2 separate regions of the Homo sapiens genome follow, and region 2 is linked to region 1. The links are chromatin loops, found by intact Hi-C in ENCODE. Cell type or tissue: endothelial cell of umbilical vein. All regions are shown on one strand. Links, peaks and the distances in the headings refer to the core of each region. The heading gives the core; the rest is flanking DNA.

Region 1 (16,628 bases), core at 4,346-12,345:
CAACAGAGCGAGACTCCATCTCAAACAAACAAACAAACAAACAAAAAAACAAAAAACAAACAGCAAAATAAGTATCGGTCTATAAGGAAAAGTATGATATGCAAACCATGAAGATGAATCAGCTGATGAGTACCTAGGGTTTTTGCACCTTATGCAAATATTAGAAAAATGAGTCACATCCAATTCTTTCCCATTTTAGATTATTTGCCACAAGACAATGTCAGTTGCATTGCTCCTCCCTCAGGGAACCTTAAGAGGAACTCATATCTTTTAATAAAGAAAGCTTCAATAAAAGGTCAATTGCTTTTTTGTTATCTATGAGCATTTTGCTTTATCAACAAAAATAAAGCTTCCTTTACTGAGGCAGCAAATAAAGCCTTTGTTCATACCTGCACAGGGCACTCACAGGCAAAGCACGGCAGGAAGATCAGAGCCCAGAGAGAGGACAAGAAGAGACAATACTGAGAAGCTATGAGTAACATTGTTATTGTGCTTGGGCACTAAATTTTTAGTACTCAACTTCCTAGTAGCCAAAGCAAAAAGGAAAATTGGATAAGTTCTGTGGATGTCACTGCCTGCTAGAAGGAAGGCTATTCCTTCCACAGAAGAAATAATTCCAGACCTTCATTTATTTGTCCTTTCAAGAAATATTCACTGTACACTCAAAATGAGCTATGTAGAGAGTTAGGCTTGGAAGAGATTTGTAAACAAGACAAACACCTGCGTAGATGTGGTAGCTTGTCTTGAGGATGACCAACATTATTCTTCCTCTCTGTGCAAGCACATGTCCCTCGTCTGTTGAGAGATAAAGTCTGTTTCTCCAACCAGAAACTGGGCTGGTCTGGGAGTATGTTGACCAATAGAATGAATATAGCATAAGTCACACTAGGCCAGTTCTGAGCCTACCTTTTTAAGAAAAGTGAAAATTCCTGCTTTCTTCCTTTTGGAAGCCAGCTACCATGTAAGGAGTGCAACTACCCAGAGACACACTCCCACGGCATGTGGAGAAGTGCTGGAGAACAAGATGCCACATGGTGAGGTACTAGCATCAGCTCCATCCAACTACCAGCTGAATCCAGCCAAGGGAGTGACCGTGGTAAATGTTGCGGGGAAGAGCAGCAAACCACACAGCTGAGCCCTTCCTTAATCATAAGCAGAACAACGTTTTTTGTTTTGTTTTGTTTTGTTGTAAGCAGTATATTTTGGGACTAGTTCATTACATAAGCTCAAAACCAAAAACTTACAGTTTCAGAGAAGACCAGCAGACAAACAAGTAGTAACAGAAAGTATGATACATGTTAGGCTTGCTTCCTCTGCTCTGTATTTCAGGGAGCTGTAATCTTACAAATATTTCCAGTTCACCTGACCAGCTGGCTCCTGATTAGGTTACGTCAATTGCAGGCACTGTCAATTTCGCCTTTGGGATCATTGATGGGAGGTTGGAAGGTAGGAGGAAGAGACAATTTTTTTCCTTCTCTTTTCTAGAGTAGTGATTGACTCCAGGTTCTGGTAACTTTGGCATTTCCAGCAGAATTTGCCAGAGCTGCCTATGAGATTCAGCATTTCCAGAAGCTGAGATGGTGTGTAGTGAGTGGCCTGCTCTCACGGTGGCCATCACAAGCAGCTGATTGACTGCAACATCAGCAGCCTGGGTAGTTCCAGTAGTATTATCTGCAGACTCTAACAATGTCAGTGGTGAGATGCTCCCCAGTGCTGCTAGTGCCACTTCCTCCCTCTTTGCTCTTTGGTCACTTCCTCTACTAGAAATACCTAAAGTGTATTCTGGCCTGGCACAGTGGCTCACACCTGTAATCCCAGCACTTTGGGAGGCTGAGGCAGGTAAATCACTTGAGTCCAGGAGTTCGAGACCAGTCTGGCCAACGTGGTGAAACACTGTCTCTACTGAAAATACAAAAATTAGCCAGGTGTGGTGGCAAGTGCCTGTAGTCCCAGCTACTCGGGAGGCTGATACAGGAGAATCGCTTGAACCCAGGAGGCGGAGTTTGCAGTGAGCCAAGATCGCACCACTGCACTCTAGCCTGGGTGACAGAGCGACACTCTGTCCCCTCAAAAAGATAAATAAATAAAGTGAATTCTGCTTTTCTAGTGAGACATCCATGGATACAGCTTTTGCAAGCAACACTGTACTCAGGGAACAGACCCCAAATGATGAAAAAGTTAAGATTGTTTATCTTTCCTTGGGCATAAATACAGTAATGACCTCATTACCTGGGGAAAATGAGATACTGGTATTTCACATATGTAGTGGCAAAATATTAATTAATTAATTAATTAATTTTTGAGATGGAGTCTCACTCTGTTGCCCAGGCTGGAGTGCCCTGGCGTGATCTTGGCTCACTGCAACCTCCACCTCCCAGATTCAAGTGATTCTCCTGCCTCAGCCTACCGAGTAGCTGGAATTACAGGCGCCCACCACCATGCCTGGCTAATTTTTGTATTTTTAGTAGAGATGGGGTTTCACCGTGTTGGCCAGGCTGGTCTCGAACTGTTGACCTCAGGTGATCCCCCCACTTCAGCCTCCCAAAGTGCTGGGATGATAGGTGTGAGCCACTGCATCTGGCCAAATATTTATTTAAATTATAATTTGGCATTACGTAGGATAAAGGGTCTCTGAAAGTTAAGGTACTGGAACCAAGAGACTGCTACAATAAACCATTGTGATGGGGGGCTGGCTATTTCTGACTGCACTCGAGGGTTTACAAAAATTCTTAAATTCTCAGTTCAATATATGATCAGAGAATAAGAGATCTTGTGATGGCTCTCAGATGATCCTCAGACAATCCATTGTCCTTTGTTAGCCACAAGAAATAAGAGATGTAGTTGAAAATCAGGCCCATAATCTGATTCTGCAAGTCACAGAATTCAATATAAGTTAGATTCATAGCCTGTCCATATCGCTGAAGTGAAAGTCAGGGCTCTAATTTCGAAAGAATGGGGCCTCCAAGAAATGGAATGGGGATATTTCGGTTGGCTCAGATGAATCTGAGAATCATGAAGCCCCAAATTTCCTTGAGCTTTTTGCCAGTAGAAGCGGCCTCCCCTTCCTCTGTCTGAGAAAGATTGTCTTCTCTTGCTTGAAGCCTTGATCAGTGCTCTTCAGACCTTGGTGTGCATAAGAATCACCTGAGGATCTTGTCAAAATCAACATTTTGGCTCACTAGGCCTTGAGAGTGGCCTGAGATTCTGCACTTCTAGCAAGCTCCTAGGCGACACCATGGCTGCTGATTCACAGACCACACTTGGCACACCAAGGGACTCAATAAGTGCCTCCCCATAGCAGTTGAAAAGAATGCCAGTTCTCTACCAGATCTATCCTCACCATCTGTCAATATTTCCAGACCTGAAATTAGGAGGTCAAGTATAAAGTGTAACCAAGCATGAGATAGCATTGAAAGAGTTGTAACAACGTGCCAATTTATATTAGAAGGAAGTTAAAGAAGATGTAAGGAAATGGGTCCTAAGATTGCTAGACCAAGGAGAAAGAAGATAACATTGAATTAGGCCAAATTTATCAAAGTAGATTCCACATGTTAGTTTGAGAGTCAGGGAGTAGTTCTACCTCCCAGCTTCCGTCGTTAGTTGACTGAAACGTGGACTTAACAGTGACCACTTTCATTGGGGTTTGTAATGTTGTACACCCATGGTGCGAGGTGGACTAACACTTTTAAAGGCTTAGGCACACAGTTACATTGGAGTGAGATTTATCAAGTGTGACCCACAAACCTGCCCATTCACTGCATTTCCCAGATGGGACCAGACTTTCTTCATTAAAGTGTTGAGAAATGCATTGGTGAGGAGAGCACCAGATGCTTGAAAACTCTTTTGTAGCAATCTTCCATGAGCCAGGTTGGTGAGAAAATCCACAGTGCTTCCTGGTTCAATGGGAATCACGGAATCTCAGAGTGGCAGGGTCTAAGTATTAGATACAGCAAAACCACCAGGAAAAAATGGGCTCAGTTACGGAAGTATTGATGGGGCAGCAGGGATCTTTGGCAGTGATGTCCTAAGAATGAAATAAATGGGTGGTCTACCGAATGATTGTTTGATATATGCAATTTTATTTGATTGATTTCTAATTTTTTAAGAGACAGGATCTTGCTCTGTCACCCAGGCTGGAGTGCAGTGGCCCGATTATAGCTCACTACAGCCCTGAACCCCTGGCTTCAAGGAATCCTCCCACCTCAGCTTCCCAAAGTGCTGGGATTATAGATCTGAGCCAGTATGCTCGAGTGGTCTATGCAGTTTTAAAACTCTAAGTCTGGTGGCCAGAAACATGACTCGATTTACTGGAATGGAGATGTTTTGTGTCATCCAGTACCAAGAACTGAGTCAGCTCACAGTCCAAAGTTCCACTGGAGGAAGGGGAGACTTGGTCTACTTGAAGAATGGCCCCTCTACACTGCAACAGGAATATGTTGTAAAGATCCCCCTTCCCCATTCTCCAGAGGACCTGTGGTCATTTGTTCTATTAATTTACACTGATTTTGATGTGGCACTGCTTCAATCCCTTGCTGCAGGTAGGAAGCTCAGAATTTTTATTGTTATTTATTCCTCCTTCTCTTCCAATACTTTTGTGTGGTTCCTTGGAGCTTAGTAAGTAAATGATGTTTTGGCCTCAACCTATCTCAGCATGGTTCCTGTGGGTTGCAGACCAACCTGATTCCATTATGTACAATTCAGATATACATACTTGGCAACTGACATTATTGTAGTGCTCCCGGAATCTTGGAGTGAGGACTACTATGGTGAGAAAAGACAAATGGTGTTCCCAGAACTTCCCCCTTCTTATCAAAATGGTAAAGCCAAAGTGATCCTGCTTCCCAGAGGGAATCAGAGAGATTTGTGCCACCAACAAAGACTTGAAAGATGCAGAGATTTTCCTATCATCTACCCAATTATTCACTTGTCCACTTGACCTGTGCAAAAGACAAACAGATCTTGAGAATAACTTGACTCATGCACATTTACAGCCCCCTTCACCTTGCTAACTCATCCTTCAGGTCTCAGCTGAAATATCATTTCCCTGAGAAACTTCTCTGACACATAGAATAAGTTGTGCACACCCTCCCCCTCCCCCAAAAGTCAGTAAGGCTGAGCGCATAATGGTAGATGACAATTTACACAAAAATAACACTTGCATAGGTTGGTCTAAAGCCAGGAAAACAGATACTTCAAACAGGTAAATCTAACAGAGGAAATTGGTTGCTAATTTTTTTTGAGGAGCTAGAGGAGCAAAAGGGGCTAACAATTAGATTATTCAGCTATTAGTAACTGCAGATGCCACCATTCACTTAGGGTTGAAAGAACAACAAAGGAGGATGGTATTACCTGCAGGTAGGAGTTTGCCATGCAAGACCTCTGCTGGGCACACCATTGCCACTGGGACCACACCACTGTCAAATCCACTTATGCTCTGCTGAAGCTTCCTGGCTCGTGGAGCCCACGGCTGCCCACTACTGCCACTGCTAGTGGCTCTTAGCTGATGACAATCCCTGTCAGAATGTTCAGTGCCACTGGATTGCATAGTTGCTGGCAGCCATCAGGGAATGTCTGCTGCCAAGGACACCATCAGAAGCTCTGCTTTCTTGATATATTCCAATCTTCCAACAGAACCTCCCTGGGGCAGGTGCTAACCCGATGTCTACTGGAAAGGGAGTCTGGGGAATGGGGTTTGCAGAGATCCAGGCCCCTCAAAAAGGAGAATACTATAAAAGATTCTAAAGAGGACACAAACAAATAAGAAAATGACCAGAGCAGTCAACCCTTTTGGCTACTTGGCATCCATTCCCAGCCTTCCACTTGAGTTTCATTTCTGTACAATACAACGCTCAGAGTAGCTTGCTGGATTTATGAAACAAGTGAAACATTTTCATCTACTTTTTCAAAAGGTGGGGCACAAAGTCCCATCTATAGCTGTCCCTGAAGCCAACCCTGGATGAGGCTGACAAGTTAGTTCTGGCCAAAGCCAATGGTACCCTGGAGTTGTGTAATGGAAGTGGGAATGGAGAGTTGCCTCCCACTCCCACTACACAATCTTTTAAGATTGAGTTTTTGTGTGTGTGTGTATGTGTATTTTAGTAGAGATGGGGTTTCTGTAAAGCATCCCCTGTAAGTATGTCTCAGATGGCAACCAGTATGAGAGATATTTACAGGAGAAGTTTTTCAGAACTCAATCATAAAAGAATTGTCATATGTCACATAATAGAAATGTCTAATGCAATAATTGCAAGGATTCAAATGATCTTTTGGACCAAATCTTATATTGCCTCCAACACAAACTGAGAGCATAGAATTAAAATTCGGTCAAGGAATGGAAGTGACTATCTCTGCATGAATAATACAATTTCCCCCCACATAAAATCGTATCCCTGTCTGCAACCCATGCTGTTGGTTTATCAATGGTCCAGGCTCTCACTGGTTCATGTTCATGCTTTCTTGACGGATTTTGATTTTGATTTTGATTTTGATTGTCCGAATTAGGCTGAAGCATCAGCATTGGGAGTAGTCACAAGTTGGTCAATCCAAGTGAGTGGCACAATGATTGTTTCAAACAATAGAACTTTCAAAGGATGCCCCTGCCTGTTCTGGAAGCGGTTGGCTCTCCACTACTCACACAGGCTTACATTATGGTTAAGAGTATCCAGGCCTAAGCACGGAAAGAAATATTTTAATCCCATTTGGGAAATGGCTTAGAAGCTAAGAAAGTTTCAAGAACTTTCTACCTCTGAAAATGTGCATTTGCTAAGAGTATTGACCTCAACTTAGCCACATGTGTGATTCTATCCAGAGGCTGATCCCGTGCCTCAGTTTCCCCAACTTCTGTGAAAGCTGACTTGGTGAATGGGATCTGGTTTCTGTCCTTGCCCTCTACGTCCCTGTGCAAACCTCTACTGAAGCTATATTTCTACTTGCAGACCTCTCACTTCTTTATATCCCAGCCCTAGTGACTCCTGCTTCAGGAAGCGCCTCCCCTCCCTTCTCAGTCCTCAAAAAACTTCAGAGGGAGGCTCCTGTGGCATGGGATCTTCCATGCTCCTTCTTGTCCCTCCATCCTGTTCACCATCTCGCTATCTGCCGGCCGGAAACACTCACTGGGGGCATAGAGAACAGTGAATTGCCTAGAACGTAAGAATTCCTTTGTAAGATTTGACCCCTAAATATTATCATTTGTTGTGAAAATTTGGTATGCAAACACAGCAATGCTGATTACACAGCCCGTTTTGCCGGGGTTGTGACCTACGAGGTGAGTCTTCAGGTCTCCACACATCCTTAAGGATTATGTAGCTTTTCACAGTCGTGTTTTTAAGCTTCTTGCTAAGGCTTATAAATTTACGAGTTTCACTGTGTTCCAAAAGAAAGGTCCAGTCATTCCCACACCGGGAGTCGAACCCGGGCCGCCTGGGTGAAAACCAGGAATCCTAACCGCTAGACCATGTGGGAGATGACAAGTAACCGTTGAATTCTAAACCAATTGAATCATTTCCGCCTGCCCTTGCTTTCCGCCTTCTGCCACGCCTCCGACAACAAATCCCTGTCTGCGCCTGCGCCTGCGCGGGCTTTCGGTGCTGACCGCTTGTTGATAGAGGTGTGCTCCTTCTCGAAAGGCGGAGGCAGGGCTGGGCGCTGTGGCTGCTGGCACTACCCAGTTCTTCAGCAGCGCTGTGCCTGGAGGCCCCCAGCCCCTCGCCCCCCGGCTCGCGGGAGGCGGCACCAGACCTCCTCAGGCCCTGGTCCCTAGGAAACTGCAGCCCGGCCTCAGTTTCCAGAAAGCTCCTCCGTGCGATTTGGGAAGAGCACGGTTTGAATGGTTGAAAATAGAGGGGCTGAAGAACCGAGCCGCGCGGGCCTGGCTCCGGGGCTGAGTTCCCTAGCGGGCGCCGAGCGGAGCCTGCCATTAGACCCCATTTTGCCAGTCAGGCCATTTTAACTGAAATTTTGCATTTAGATTAATTCTAATTTCGTGAGCCAAGCCCGAATGGATGAAACCCCGAATAACCCATAGGACATGTTTTGGAGCGAAAGGCCTTCCGAAACTGCGGGCTTTAAGATCTTGTTCAGAGAGCATGCTCTTTGCAGGGACGTGGTTGGAGCTGGAGTTCTTTATCCTCAGCAAACTAACGCAGGGAACAGAAAACCAAACACCGCATGTTCTCACTTGTAAGTGGGAGCTAAATGATGAGAACACATGGACACATAGAGGGGAACGACACACACTGGGATCTATGGGAGGGTGGAGGGTGGAGGAGGGAGAGGATCAGGAAAAATGGGTACTAGGCTTAGTACCTGGGAGATGAAATAATCCGTACAACAACCGCCCATGACCCAAGTTTACCTACGTAAGACACCTGCGCGTCCTGCACATGTATCCCTGAACTTAAAAAAAAAATCTTGTTTAGGGATGGCCTTACATTATTAAAACAAAAATAAAAACAAAACACCTAAAATCATACGGGAAGAACCCACTAATTGCACTATGGTAACAACACTTCCATGGCCAAAAAAAAAAAAAAAAGTAAAAAACTAAACTGCTGAATGGCAGATAAACATGTAAAACCCATAAAAGAAAAAAAAAAGAGACTGATATTAAATAGATCAGAAACTACACATGAATGATAATAAGACAAACACTGCTATATTAAAGTGAGAACTTAATGAGACCAGGCCCTTCATGGAGAGGAAGCCTATGGCTAAAAGGCATTTGAGAAAGATCTCAGCCTCACTGATTGACAGCCAGCATTTGGCCAACAAGCAAAAGTGTGGAAATGTCAGGTACCGGCAAGCATGTGGAGAAAAGGAATTTCCTAGAAACTTGTAAAGCTTGATCAGGGAGGGAGATTGTCAGGATTTCCTAAACGTGCCTATGATCAAGCAATTCCATTTAAAAATTTTTTGCAAAACCAGTATGGTTCTGGAACTGCTGTGCATACACGGAACACGAAGAAATACTGCTTTGAAAATACCTGTGTCAGACACAGCCTAAGGCACAGTAGCACTACCACACTGCAGCCGGCAGAACCGTCCTAAGCAAAAAGCACAAAAGGATGGAGGGGTTAAGAGATTCTTAATTTCAGCTGTAAGAATTTCAAAGGTCTATGTGATGAAATTAAATAATTCTTAAGTATTTCAAACGTTTATGGGATGAAATCACTATAAACAATGCAACAGCCAGCCCTAGGCTGGGAGAAAATATTTGAAATATGTTTGATAGGAAAAGGTGACTATCCTTAAGGCACGACTGAATCTAAGCATGCAAGAAAAACCCACAGAAGGGGCTGAGGCTGTGAATAGAGGATTTAGAGGAGAGGGGTTCTGATTGGTCAGCAAATGGGGGCTGGAGCCAGCTCTACCTTGCTGGTACCATAGCAACACAATTTAAAGCAGTTCTAAAATATCCAGCATTAGGGAGGAAGTGAGGCCACAATCTCAGACAATGACAATAGGTACAGCCCGTTTGGGGCAGGAGCAACCTGACAATTACCTATCAAAATAGGAAGGTGCACCTTCAATCTAGAAATTTCAATTCAGTGTTGCCCAAGGCCAGGAGCCCTGTGATGGCCAGGTCTTAAAGGAGTCAGTGTGAGGGGACAACTCTGGGCAGTAGCAAGCAGTGGGGACTTGGGAACCCTGAGGCCTCTACATCCTGGTCTGCTGCTCCTACACCAGGACAAGGCCATTCACCTTTCTGACAAATGAATAGAGCGGCTGGCTTTCTCCTGCTGTGCTGCGCAGTTTTGCTGGGAATCGCCTGCCCAGGCAGAGGCGGTCTTCCCCAGCTGTTTCTCTCTCGGTGGTGCCATGGATGGATAAGGGGTGAGTGTTGATTCCAGGCCCAGATGCTTAGACAACTGGCGATCCTTTCCCACTCTGCTAGTCCACTACCTGAATGTAGAGGATTCTGAGGCTGCAGGAGGAGCCAGCGCCACAGATGGAAAGAGAGCGGGTCCCTGAGTCACTGCGTGGAAGCCCCTTCCAACCACCAATGAACACATCGGGTTTTTAAAGCTAGAAATAAAGTTTTATTGCATTCATCATTTAAATTTGGGGCTTGTTTGTTATCACTACCCTAAGCGACACAACAGGATCGTGGAAAAAGGGCAAGCACCACAAAAATGAAACAAATGTTCTAGTAGATGATTACGTGCCTTAGCAATGATGGGGGTGGGGTGGGGAGACATGGGGGTAAAGTATGGTAGAAACTGAAGTACAACAAGAAGGCTTGAATAGTTTGCTTCATTTTACAGAGAAGTATATCAGGATCCTTCGCTTCAGTTTGGTAATATTAATCCAAATAATTTTTAAAAATAAGAATTAATCATACATTTCTATAATTTATTGGACACTTGATGTATTTTAATAATTTAGAATTTAGATTTCAGAAATGTTTAGATCTGAAAGATAACTGGGGATTGTCAAGGCTAGAACCTGAAAAATATCCAGGAGGTAGAAATCACTGGCCCCAAATCATCCAACTGAGAGATTTAGTGAAATCCTTTTAGCAGATCATCCTGTATTGGTCCCATGATAAAAATAATATTGGAATATGATGAAATGAATGAAAGTCTAAACAGCATTTTTTCCATCAAGGAATGGAAAGTTCCATGACAACAAACATTCTGAACCAGTGTCTATTAGTTGTAATTTGGGTGCTATATTATTACTGGTAATCAATGGTTTATTAACTTGAGCAACCTGAGAGTTAAAGTAGAATAATATGGATTGTGTATGTGTGTCTGTGTGTATATTCATGTGTATAAGTTTCCTCCCTCTTTTGAAGTCAGATGTCCCTGGCATAAATGCTACTTCTAAAAGCTGACTAGTGCTGGGCAGGAGAATCGCTTGAACCTGGGAGCAGGAGGTTGCAGTGAGCTGAGATCGTGCCACTGCACTCCAGCCTGGTGACAGAGCAAGACTCCGTCTCGAAAATAAAAATAAAATAAAAATAAAAATAAATAAATAAATAAAAGCTGACTAGCTAATTTTTGGAAAAACTACTGAACCTTTGAATTTGAATTTCCCTCTATAATAAAAAGAGTCTCTGTGAGAGCACTGAGTCCTTGCGAGGGTGAGTTCTTAGTATCATGCCTGAAATGAAGGTAGTACTTACTGTGGGTTAATTGCCAGTGTCCACTCTCACCCTACAAATGTTCTGTGGAAAGCCTCAGTCTGGCCACCTCCACTCAACTACTGAACAGGGGTTAGCAGGGACCCATGGCTCCTCCAGTGACAGATCTTGTGGATGATCACTTCTCCAGTGGTGTTTGGTTCTGACTGAGCAAATTACCTGCATTTCACCCCATTCTGTCTGCCCAGACCTCTGTAACAGTATCATCCCCAGAAAGCTGAAGGGACTTGCTTAAGTGCACACAGCCAATTTGGCCAAGCTGCTGGGAAAGATATCGTGTGTTCTCTGTGTGTACATGTGTGCTTTCCTCTTCAGCTCTCTTTCTTTTGCTGGAATCTGGCAGTGCTTCTTGTCTTTATTGGTTATTTGATAACTGTTTAAGGCCTTGTGGTTTTTATCATCTTTAAGCCAATTAATCAGAGCTCTTTCATATGTAAACATCACATGTGCAACACATGTAAATACACAGAAAGACAAAAGAAGGTCCAGTAGTTGTAAGATTTTTCATTTGCCAGTTTTTAAGTTTCTTAAATGTATGTTTTCAAAAACCTTAAATTGAATGCAAGTTCCTTGGGTAAGAGTCATGTCTGCACTGGTTTTCTGCCCTGTCCGTGGAAAAGCATGGAGCGTAGTACACAGGTGAAATGCAACTACTTTTTTTTTTTTTCTTAAAGAAAGGGAGTCTCACAGTCTTGCACAGGCTGGAGTGCAACAATTTTTTTTGATAGGTTTATTTCCTTTTTAATGATAGTTAAGGTTGTAGAAATAATTTTTGGCAAGTCCAACTTTCTCAACTCATGTTAAATAAATGTGTCCAGTGGGGAAGGAAGATGATGACTACCCTTATTCTTGCTCTAACAAACACACAAAACAAAACAAAAATTGACATTGCTTCCAGAGAGTGTCTTTGGTGGTTCTCTAAGCCAAGCAAAACTTCTATTTTAAAAAGTAACTGTTTAATTATATTAGCTTAACCTCATGAAATTGTCAAGAATCCACTGGTTTTGACTTACTACAATGGAAATTTCATATCGTTCAACTTAATTCCTCTACCCCTAACTGTGAGTGTCAGATCTACCTATTATATTAACAGGGGAGACTAAATGGAAAGCTCACTGTTTAATTAAAATCTGAGGTTCTCCAACATCAATAAGAACAGCAATAACAACAAAAAATTGTACTTGCTTCCAAAATTACAGATACTTTGATTTTTAAAGTGAAAGAATATTTCAGGGGAAAGAGACATTTAACTGATGGCAATTAAAACATTTTATTTTGCATATTTTTACAAAAACATATGACTCTAAGAAGATATTCCGGGAGCTACTCCCAGGGCTTAGAAAAGGCCGGAACAACTGAGGTTCCCGGAAGCTTAAGCCTCATTAACTTTGTGAGACTTCACCTCCGGCTGAAAGGAAAGAGTTAAACATTCCTGTCAATGTTCTCCCTTAGGTCCTATTATCAGTGAGTGTGGGTCTTCACTGGGTCCCTCCAGAACTGTTGGATAGGCTTCCTCGCTGGTCTCTCATGCCCCAGGTTTGTCCTCTGTCTAATACGATTAGGCAAGTCCACAGTTTAAAACCCTTTAATGGCATTAATCATATCAGATCACGTTCAAATTCCTTAGCAATTCGGGAAGGTTATTAGCATCTGACTCATGCCCCAACCCACAGCCTCACTTCTCTGCTTCAGATCCTTGAAGCTTCTCCTAACACACCCAACTGCTTGAAAACATTTTTCTTTTGTCTGATTTGTTTCTTCCTAAAATCCTTTCTTTCCCCTATTTTATGCATGTTATTTGTCCATTTTTCTCTACCTAAGAAATGTGTACCTGTCAGCAAGACTCAGCTTGAATGTAACTTCATTATAGAAGCACTCCTAAATAAATGAATAGTTCAAAAAAGAAATCCTCCCGGAATTGACTTCTGTGCCATGGTGCCTCCATCCCCATCCCAAGAGGATTATTCTCATCATACCACTGATTAAAAAAAACTTCAGCTGAATTAAATGTAAAGGGGTTTAAGCAATGAATGATTCATGAATCAGGCAGCCTCCTGAGCCAGAGTAGACTCTGAGACTCCAGCACAGCCATGGGGTGGAAGAAGACTGATGGACAGAAAAAGGAAAGTGACACACAGAAAATGGAAGTGAGGTACAGAAAGAGCTGGATTGGGTACAGCTTGGTGTTTGCCTTATTTGAACAGTTTGAACAGTTGGCTACATTTGATTGGCCAAAACTCAGTGATTGGCACAAGTGTAGGCTGCGGTCTGTTTACACTTCCACTTGTTGTAGTTCACCATGTGCAGAGAAACCTTTAGGCTGAACTTAAAATATGTAAGGAGGCAGCTTTAGGCTAAACTTGATTTAACAATTTCACCCCAAATTAGAGAGATCAAAACTTTAGTCATTGATGTCACTGTAACCATTGTAAATATACTTATTTGGTCTTTAAACCCACTGGGAAATGGTAGAACAGTGGGTTTTGCAAGGTAGGAGCAAGGACTGAGTAGAAGGTACCTCCTTATGCTGGAACGTCCTGTTTACAGGAGAAAAACAAAACCTGATCTGTTCTAGGATCTGTGTGTTTCCTTAAAGTCTTAGTTTGATTACATCACATTTAACGTGAGTGACTCCATTTTGGTTTGGTCTGGTCCTTTTGGGGCCTAGTGCATGAGCTCAGTCCAAAACAATGGCCTCTCATAATTTTGTTTAAAAATTCCTCCTTTTGGGTCAGGTTCTCACTTAGGTGAAAGTGTGACCAAAACTAAGGGCTTTAGTGCCACTTTCAGTACCATCAGTTTGGGTTTCTGGTCTCAATGTGGTCATTCATAGGTTACGATGTCGTCATGGTCACACATTTCTTTCAGTTCTTGTCATTCCAGTTGAAGAAAGACCATTTGACATTTTAGAGATGGCTGCATGCAAACATTTAAAACTTTTGAGAGAATACAGCATACCAGGGAGACTACTATTATAACTATCAGGGGGATAATAGCAAGAGTTTGGAGTATCCTCCCTACCCAAGACCCCCATAAACCAAATCACCTAAAATTAAATAGATCAAAGAATGAGCTAAAGAGTCGACTTGCTTAATTAAGTGGTCTCTTTGCTAATCCTTTACAACTGAATCTCTGTAATCTACTTTTGATATATTTCTCTATAGGCCACAAGTGTCAACAGTGACACAGATAGTTTTCTGTTTAGCCAGTTCTATTATTTAGCATAATTTTCACAAGATAATTTAAAGTCTGCTGTGTAACCATGGCTTTTACAGTAGAATCTGCTATAGAGCCTATCATGAGGGAAACATTTCTCATCATTGCCTTTTTTACTCGAAACCATGGAAAAAAGGACCTAACAAATGATGCCCTTCTAGAAGAGTGAAGCTCTCCTGGTAATGTTCTCTTTAACCCATGATGTGGGTTAAGAGGAGTGAACCAATGCTCTGTTTCTGACTGATTACGAGGCAAAGTGTGTACCATTAAAGTTTCTGTTTCTCACCTACATCGGGCCTTCATCTTTCATCTGTCAAGATATAAGGTTATCCATGTATAAGGCTGGCTGCAAAATCCTTCATAACTAAAAGTATACCCCATGAGTGCACACAACAGACCCCTTTTCCACTTGTATTGTTCATACAGGCATAAGCAAGGGGAAAAGTATTCAAAGATAAGAGTCTCATGATAATAGAAGTCTTGATCTGTGATGTTGGGAAAAGCTTTTTGCATCAAGGATGCCATCTTCTTCTTAGGGAGAAACTTCCCTGGTTAGCTTTACCTTAAGGGTTCCAATGGGTGTACAGTTCAACAGTGTGGAGGGACCCTTCTCAGTTGTGAGATTATGAACCCAAGGCTCGAGGTCCTGAAGTTTTACTGCAGTGAGGATGGCTAAAGCAATCTTTCTCTGATGTCTCAGAGGATCCAATCTTCGGGTTCTAGATTGTGAAGGAGTTGATTGTCCTCAGTGAACCATAAAAAGTTTTTTTGCCTGTGACATAATTATTGTTATAACATCAGTCCTCTTGCATGGTAAAGCTTTCATACAACCAGAAAATATTCACTGAAAATGACAATTAAATGAAATCCCTCCATAAATGTTTAAATGACCCATTGGGTAGCCAAATGTACCTGAAGCTTTGATTGTCTTCCCAGGAGTATAGGTTTGAAAAACCAAACATTGGTCATAAACTATTTTAGCAATTTAGAATTCATGCCAATGTATATTTAATTTGGGTCATTTTATCTTTTCTGTGATGAGTCATGGAATGCAGAGCTTTTAATAAAATCTTTAAAGAGTCAGAAAGGACAAGGTGACTGTCCTGGTTCTCCATGAGTCCATGCTTAACATTGGACTTATGTCTTCTCGAATACCAGTTACTTCTCCAATTTAGATACATAATGCTGATAACTGATGGGTTAACATAGGTAATTTGACTTAGACCATGGAGTTCATTCAATTTGTATATCTAAACAATTTCAGTATTGGCTGATTTAGCGTGAAAATCTTGCAAAGTATTTTCTTGGTATTCAATTAATTTTTATTTTACTTGGGTTAGCAGTTTTGTAACCCAGTCAGTCTTTTCATTAAAGTTCCAGGAATTATTACCCAGTCCAAATGATATGATTTTAAAGTTACCAGAAACCTGTATACAAGAGTGATTTTCAGGGTCTTTTCCATCCTTTCATGAACCTCCCAAAAGACACCATATTCTAGGATTTGGTGTGCTTGTGAAGTTTTCAGAAACTGCATCAGCATTAAGCAATTAACTGTGGAAATGGCTTTAAATAGTCATAATTAAAGCCACACTTGACAAGGAAATTTGGTTATTTCTGTGGTCTAAAATAACTTAACATATTATGATTGATAGCATATACCAGACATATTCGAATTTTAGCAATCCCATACAATTTTGGAACATATATTAACATCATTCACTAAAATATAACATGAAGAATGTTAAACATTATTTTTTACTTTTACAGAGCTTCCCATGTAACTTAACATGTCAAATAATCCTGTTGACCTCTTTTAAAGTCTTCAGGGGCCCTCTGTAGCATGTCAAAGTTAGAGGTCAGAAGAGACGATTTTGAAGATGAAATTTGATTTTGGGAAGCCTGTGTAACCACCCAGTGGGTTCACCTTGCCCACTGCCTAGACAAAGCCAATTTATCAAGACAGGGGAATTGCAATCAAGAAAGCGTAATTCATGCAGAGCCAGCTGTGTGGGAGACCAGAGTTTTATTATTACTCAAGTCAGTCTTCCTGAGCATTCGGGGATCAGAATTTTTAAGACCAGCTTGGTGAGTCGGGGGAAGCCAGTGAACTGCAAATGCTGATTGGTCAGGTCCGAGGTGAAATCATAGGGAGTTGAAGCTGTCTTCTTGTGCTGGGTCATTTCCTGGGTGGGGACCACAAGACCAGATAAGCCAGTTTGTCAGTCTGGATGGTGTCAGCTGATCCATCAAGTGCAGGGGCTGCAAAATA
Region 2 (8,000 bases), core at 1-8,000, 540 kb after region 1:
AGGCAGACAGGTGCTTTAACAACCTACAACAGATGAGCTCTATCTACAAACTCTCTCTGCAATTTGAGCCACTTTCCTCTGGTTCTGCCCTCCATGAGGGCTATAAATACAAACCTTCCATAAACATCCTCTGGAGACACAAGGGACTGTGGGAGGTCTCCATGCCCTACCTATTGTATTTCCTTTTTCCTCCAGCTTGCCGTGGCCATTTCTACATTAACTGGACCATAAAATCACCCGGAGATGATGACATATTCACCTGAGGAAAATGGGAACCTAAGGTCCAAGCAGGATATGGGAGGTGGGAGACAGACAGGGCCATGGTGTTGTCCACAGGCTTGCCCACAAAATTACCAAATATCCACGTGATGGTTCTGCTTTCGTTTTGCCAAAGCAGTTAGTTTATCGAGAACAAAGTGGGAAAAAAGACAAATCAGAGGCTAGACATGGCAGAACAAAAGAAATTCTCTTTTTGTTGGGGACAATCATCACTACTCAGTTCTAGAATGACCAAGTCTAAAAATCTAGTGATATTCACAGGACATTTTGCACCCTTCTGTGGAAAGATACAAGCTGAAAACATCAAAGGTTAGGAGGTAAATTATCCAACCACGGAGGGGAAAAAATCGCTGCCATTCTGCAAAAGCAGCTTTCTGAGTTCACACACTTTAAGATCATGTCTGCAAACATCCTCACTTGTGGACAGCGAGAGATGGAGAGCAAATCGGTTGAAGAATCCAGTCTCGACACAGGCCTCCTGACAACCCCTCCAGTATTCTTTTTGCTTCTTGCAGGGCAATTCACGGTGTTGCTAAACTGATGGCTGTTTATTGCTGCTCTCAATAGTGTTGGAATATAGAGGCTTAGGGACTGATAGAGGACATCGATTTGTCTTCAGATGCTTGCCACAAGAAGGGGAAACAAAACCAGCTTGTACTATATCACTGTAAACAAAATACGTTTTTAAGCTTTGAGTCCCATAAAAATTAAGAGTGGAAGGAAAGGCAAGAAAGTCCAAATGGGCTGGACAGTCTTTGGAGAGGCCTTGTCTTCAAGTTAAAGGAGAGGCAGCATTTAAGCAGATGAAAAGAAGCAGGCATTTTTTTTCCCAGACACTTTTGTGGGCACAGCTCTGTGCCTAGTAATAACCTGTGGGGGCCCTCACCACCACCACCAATTAAAGATTCTCGCAGAGCAGGTGACACTAAAGATAACCCTCGGCTAGGTAGACAGCAGGTACAGCACATCGAAAAACACATGGAGTGTTGCTCTTAAGGGTCTGATGGAAAAGCCTGTGGAGTGCAGTTTTGCTGGAATGCTGGGTTTATGGGTAAAAGAGAGCAGAGCGATGAGTCAGGCTAGACCCCAGGGCAGTGACCACAAGGTGGAAACTAGAATGCCACCTTCGCAGCCAATGAAAGCCACTGATAGTTTCCATGGAGCAGAGAGCCATGACCAGGAGTATTAACCGTGCCTTTTATTTCTGTGTTCTGATGCTTTGATCTGCGACCCTGTGGACCTTGGAGGGAGGGCCCCTTCCAGGGCTGGCTAATTCCGAGAGACGGCTAGCAACTCTCCTAGGAGTGTACTTTTCACATGCAAACCAACCAGTCCAGAACCCACACCCCAACCATCTCTTTTGTTTGTTTGTTTGTTTTTACAGTCCAGAGGTCTTTTATTTTTTATACCTATTATGCCATAAATTCATAGAGCATAGATTTCAGCGGCTTAGACTCCAATCACCTCTTTTACTGAGCTTGCACATTCTGGGGTCCCTATCACCCGCTTAAACTGCCCCAGGTCCAGGTAATGGACAACTAAAGACAGCCCCTGTGCCCCAAGGGCCTGAAATTATTTAAACCAGCCAATTCTGAGCCTGCACACCCCGTGTCACCCATTCCTTCCCAGCAACCACAATAAAGGCATTTCCCCTCCCTCTGCTGCCTGACCCACCCTGGCACTCCCTGAGCAGCCCCCATGGCATGGTGTGGCTCCCTGCTGCTCCAGAACTGGAAGGAACACACTCTCCTCTCAATGGCAGTTGTGTCCTGATCTGTCGGCCTTGCCTGACCTAAATAATAATAAAACCTCCAGTTTAAAACACAAAGCCGCCTGTGAGGAAAACTAGCGTAGCAATGGTGAGTTCAAGGGGTAGAAGGGATGGTGTGCAGAGGCCTCCGAGGAGTGGACAGTGCTGAGTGGTGGGTAAAGCAAAGGCCTGAAAGGTTCTCGGACACTGGGCTGATGCAGAACATCAGGATGAGAATGCACCTTCACAGGGCATATTCCGCCCCTTCATCACCATTACCTTTCGCTGGTGTGGGCGGTGCGCTGGAACTGAGGCGTGCAAAGTTGTGGTTTCACAACAAAAGGAGGATGTGTTAGTGGTGGCGACCACAGAGTTTCTCTACTATCACCCTCCATGTTACACTCGTATTGAAATAGAAGTTTCACTTGTTTCTTTCTTTACTCCTAACCCCGCATGCTTACGCCTGAGTCGCGATGTCTAGCGCCCTTCTCAGAGTCCCTCCGGATGGGCTCGCACATGGCTTGCCACAAGAAGGGAGAGAACTTGTCAGTCAGCCCTAGGAGCCCGGCTGTCACTCACAGCCTGACAGCTCGGGCTCCGCGTCTTATTTTGGACTGTGTCGCTCTCCGCACCACCAGCAGCGCCTCTCAGTTTGGGTCTTGGGTGTCTGCTGAGGTGACTTGAGTAGACTAGTGGGTAAGAGCTTAGGTAACAGCAAGAGGGAAAAAACAGTATGAAAATCCAAACCCGCTGCATGTGATCAGCCATGTATGGCAAGGACTATCACATCAGTGGGGGCACAAATCAGTGTCCTCCTTTTTTTCTGGGATACTTACTAGCTGGCAACAAAGGGAAGGGGGTGGTGGAAAGGTCCAAGCCTCCCTCCACTCTCGTGCAGCCGGGAGTAGCAAATGCAGGGTTTTCCTGTTACGGGAGCCATGGTGCCGCTCCTTGTGACGTGCAGTGGTGAGCACTGAGCCAGGAACAGCGGGCAGCCGCTTGTGTGAGTGATCCTTCAGCAAACTCCACGCCCTGTGCTACCTAGAACCTCATTTAACTAGGAGGCAGGTATTATAATTATTATCCTATATCGATGAAGTAACAAAAATTGAAGAGCTGAAGTAACTCGCTCCTCATCCACTCCCTCCACTCCCTCAAACACTAGTAACCCGGGATAGTGGAACTTGAAGTTCGGGCCACCTCCTTTCAGGGCCTGGCTCTCAATGTGGAAGCTCCAAGGGATGGGAGCTAAACAGTTCCTCACAATAAAGTGGAGTGAGCTTGGCAGGGTGGGGCTTTGAAAGGATGTCTCTGAGCATGGAGAGTCAGGTCATGCAGGGGGGTTCTTCAGGGCAGTAATCAGAACCCCGGCACCACCAACTCCTCCTTCCACACCCAACCCATCGCCAAACATTTAGCACAGCTGCTATAGAAAGAAGCTTTGTAAAAGTATCCTTTTCTTCAATGCATCCCATACATCCCAGGGAAGTCACCAATTTTTACCTTTGCAATGATGTGGCATGAACCAAAGAGAAGAGCACAGTCACAAAGAGATGGAATTTGCATGGGATGGAGAGTCTGTCAGAGTTTTGAATTCCAAGCCTGTCTGCAGAAACAGAAGATACTTTGAGACTTTAAAAGCTCCAAGGATTAAAGGAATAGCAGAGGGGACACTGGATTCCTCACAGAACATGAAATGGAAATTAAGCCTTTGTTCTTTAACCTTAATGCTCGAGGTGGACTCAGGTGACGTCTGGGTACAAAAATAAGAAATGACTGGGAAGGGTGGAGCTTCTCAAAGAACAGCCAAGCTGGCCACTCTGCGGCAGGGTGGATCCCTGTTGCTATGGTTCCTGCTGGCTGACAAGGGGCTGGGGAGGTAGCAGTAGACACCAAATGAGACAGACTGTTGATATCGTTTACAGAAGCAGCCCGCGTCCTCCACCAATTGAGTTGCTAACGTTCCCTCTTTTGCCAGACCCCCAGGCTGCACAAGAAACTATCTGTATCATTAGATACACGCCTGCCTTACTTTACTGTGCTTCACAGATACTGCATTTTTAACAATTTGAAGGTTTGTGGCAACCCAGCGTTGAGCATGTAAGTTGAACAACACTGTTTTTCCAACAGCATATGCTCACTTCATGTCTCTGGGTCATATTTTGGTAATTTTCACAAGATTTCAATCTTAGTATTTCATTACTTTTATATTGGTTATGGTGACCTATAATCAGTGATATTTGATATTACTATTATTATCACTCTGGGGCACCAGGAATAGCACCCATATAAGATGGCAAACTTATCGTACAAATGTTGTGTGTCCTCTGACTGATCTACCAACTGACCCTTAACCCTGTATCTCTCCCTCTCCTTGGGCCTCCCTATTCCCTGAGACACAACAATATCAACATTAGGCCAGTTAGTAGCCCTCCAATGGCCTCTAAGGGTTTAAGTGAAAGGAAGAGTCGCCCATCTCTCATGGTAAATGAAAAACCAGAAATGATTAAGCTTAGTGAGGGAGGCAGGTCAAATGATTGATGTGCAAAAGATTTTTATAGGCCCAAAGTTAGGCCTTTTCTACCAGTTAGCCCAATTGTGAATGCAAAGAAAAAGTTTTAGTAGGAAATTAAAAGTGCTACTCTGGGGAATGATAAGAAAGTCCAACAGCCTTACTGCTGATATTGATAGAATATCAAACCAGCCATAACGTTCCCTTAAGTCAAAGTTTAATCTGGAGTAAAATCCTGACTCTCTTCAATTCTGTGAAGGCTGAAAGAGTTAGGGCAGCTGCAGAAGAAAAGTTAGAAGATAGGAGAGATTGGTTCATGAGGTTTAAGCAACGAAGCCATTTCCATAACATAAAAGTGCAAGGTGAAGCAGCAAGTGCTGATGGAGAAGCTGCAGCAAGTTATCCAGAAGATCCCGCTAAAATCACTGATGAAGGTGGTTACACTAAACAACAGGTTTTCAGAGTAGACTTTGGAAGAAGTCTTTTCTAATGGAAGAAGAGGCCATGTCGGACTTTCATAGCAAAAGAGAAGAAGTCATTGTCTGGCTTCGGAGCTTCAAATGACAGGCTGACTCTCTTGCTAGGGGCTAATTGCAGCTGCTGACTTTAAGTTGAAGCCAATGCTCACCCACCATTTTGAAAATCCCAGGGCCCTTAAGAATTCTGCTAATCTACTCCGCCTATGCTCAAAAAATCCAACAATAAAACCTGGGTGTCAACACGTTTACAAAACTGAATATTTTTAACCCACAGTTGAGACCTTCTGCTCAGAAAAAACATTCCTTTCAAAATGTTACTGCTCATTTTCAATGTACCTGGTCACTCAAGAGCTCTAATGGATATGTACAAAGAGATGAATGTTGTTTTCATGTCTGCTAACACAACATCCATTCTACAGCCCATAGATCAAGGAGAAACTGACTTTCAAGTTTTATTATTTAAGAAATACATTTCACAAGGCTGTAGCTGCCATAGACAGTGATTATTTTTACGGATCTGGGCAAAGTAAACTGAAAACATTCTGGAAAGGACTAGATGTCATTCTAGATGTCAGTAAGAACATTCATGATTTATAGGAGGAGGTCAAAATATCAACACCAAGAGGAGTTTGGAAGATGTGGATTCCAGCCCTCATGGATGACTTTGAGGGGTTCAAGTCATTGCAGATGTGGTGGGAATAGCAACAGAACTAGAAGTGAAACTTGAAGATTTCCCTGAATTTCTGGAATCTCATGATTAAACTTGAATGAATGAGGAGTTGCTTCCTATGGATGAGCAAAGAGTGGTTTCTTGAGATGGAATCTACTCCTGGTGAGGATGTTGTGAACATTGTTGCAATGACAACAAAGGATTTAGAAGATTACATAAACTTAGTTGATAAAGCAGTGGCAGGGTTTGAGAGGACTGACTTCAATTTTGGAAGAAGTTCTACTCTGGGTAAAATGCTATCAAACAGCATCCAATGCTACAGAGAAATCTTTCATGAAAGGAATAGCCAAAGTAATAAATTTCATTGTTGTCTTAAACTGCCACAGCTTTCAGCAACCACCACCCTGATCAGCCAGCAGCCATCAACACTGAGGCAAGACCCTCCACCAGCAAAAAGATCATGACTCACTGAAGGCTCAGATGATTGTTAGCACTTTCAGCAATACAGTATTTTCAATTAAGGTATGTATATTTTATAGACATAATGTTATTGGACAATTAATAGACTACAATGTAGTATAAACATAACTTTTATATATCTTGGGAAACCAAAAAATTTGTGACTCACTTCATGATATTTGCTTTACAGCAATGGTCTGGAACAGAACCTGCAGTATCTCTGAGGGTGTGCCTGTATTTACTCAGTTATTCAGCAAATGTTTATTGAGTGCTTACCGCCTGCTAGGCAACTTGGGGGAGGCGAAGATGAACCTGAGGCACTGTGAGCCCTCAGGGGCTGCCCATGTGGCAGAGACAATAATTGCAGGTTCCAAGAATTCAAAAGCAATCTAGGTTAAGTGCTATACTAAACACGAAGGGATATGGCAATCAGAAAAAGAAGCCACTTCTGGGAAGGATGACTACAGGTGAATTCTTGGAAAAACAACCATCTGATCTAAACCTAGAAGTAAAAGATTCAGCTATGTGAAGGGAAGGGCGGCTGCCCCTGGAGGGCCAGTCTTGGGTATGGACATCTGGTCGAAGCAGCTCCTGTTATCAACTGACCCTACACAGCTATTTTCGCAAAAAAAACAAAAAAACAAAAAAACAAAACAAAACAAAACAAAAAACCAACCAGCGCCACAGGGCTAGGCAGAGGAGATGGCTCCACAGGGTGGACCTCACATTCTACCTAGGTTGGTGACCCCCCCAGGGTAGCTGAGGGAGCCCTAGAGAGACGAAAGGGGGCCAGCAGAGGCCTGAAACGGCAGTCCTCAAACGGAGGCTCTCAGGCCTTGGAAATCCGAGCTGGGAGGTGTGGGGGAGTCAGGTGCAAGAGCGCCTCCACTCCTTGTGACTGCCGAGAGCCCGCGTCCCCGACTTTTACCTCTTCTGTCTGGTAGGTGGCCCACATGGGGACACGAGGGAGTCTCCCGGTATCCCGGTGCTGAGGTCCCAAAGACTCCGAGAGCCTCCGCCACGCTAACCGGAAGTTGTGACTGTCGCTTCCTCTCCATCTCTGCTCTTTACAGGAGAGGCTGAAGCTCGGGGAGGCGCAGGGGCGGAGTGTGGGGAGAAGCAGCTCCCGGGAGACGGAGGGCTTTGCGAAGCGGCGGCAATCAGGGGCGGGGCCTGGAAAGGAGGGCAGCGCGGAAGCTTGGCCCCGAGAGGGAGGAGGCGTGGTCTGTGGCTCGAGGGGCGTGGCCCGTAGCGGAAAAGGCGTGGCCCAGCTCAGGAGCCTGGCGGGCAAGCTCCTCCCTGTGCGCGGCGCTGTGCGGCGTGGAGAACCTCGCCCTGGGAGGGTGGGCCTGATTAGATTAGCACACACCGGGAAGAGACAGGCTGTCTCCTGGCACTGGCTCTTGGCTGTGGCACAACCAGCCTTATCAGCACATCTAGACCGAATGTGTTGGCAGGAGGAGGAGGGGGTATTGGTGGAGAGGTCAGAGCTTGCAAAAATAGCAGCTTCCAGTGGGGCTGCGGAGACACAGCCCCGTGTCCAGGGGATGCAGAAGTGTCCTCGTCCTTGGCTGTGGGTGAGCCCCACAAACCGAAGGTGGTAACACTCCACTTCTCACATCACCAAACTCTTCAGCCCTGGTGCAGCTTCTGAGTTCACCGAGCCCCTTCTGGTTGTAATTAGATGTAACCTGACTTTAGAAAACTACAGTCTTAGTGGGAGTTGAGATTTATAGCCATTCAAGCATTTATAAAATATCCCTCCTGTAAATTAATTAACTGACACACTGAATGTGTGTTCACCAATACTGACTCGAACGTATTTTGTTAGCACGTGTCTCCATAGCCCTG

The links. Hi-C counts contacts between places; a loop is a spot of excess contacts. Peaks named below come from ENCODE experiments on the same cell type or tissue, not always from the same donor. Only the 100,000 strongest peaks of a DNase experiment are listed, where the experiment ranks them.
Region 2: a loop joins it to region 1, with 3 times the contacts of the local background. A loop is called at or near these places in 2 of 110 quality-filtered maps.

The regions. Positions count from the first base shown.
Region 1 is chr15:26,074,845-26,091,472 of GRCh38, forward strand. TRE-TTC2-2 (tRNA-Glu (anticodon TTC) 2-2) reads right to left here and starts at 7,461; the gene lies at 7,390-7,461. LOC105370739 (a long non-coding RNA gene) reads right to left here. Exons shown (of 6, transcript XR_932005.3): 6 at 14,787-15,131. RefSeq lists a silencer at 7,699-7,768. In endothelial cell of umbilical vein, for the core only: no CTCF peak of the experiment used is centred there; a DNase peak (open chromatin) is centred at 7,467; H3K4me3 peaks cover 866 bases; H3K27ac peaks cover 458 bases.
Region 2 is chr15:26,621,900-26,629,899 of GRCh38, forward strand. All of the region lies in intron 3 of GABRB3 (gamma-aminobutyric acid type A receptor subunit beta3), which reads right to left. Among named protein-coding and RNA genes, the nearest start is that of GABRB3, 150 kb to the right of the region's middle. In endothelial cell of umbilical vein, for the core only: no CTCF peak of the experiment used is centred there; no DNase peak of the experiment used is centred there.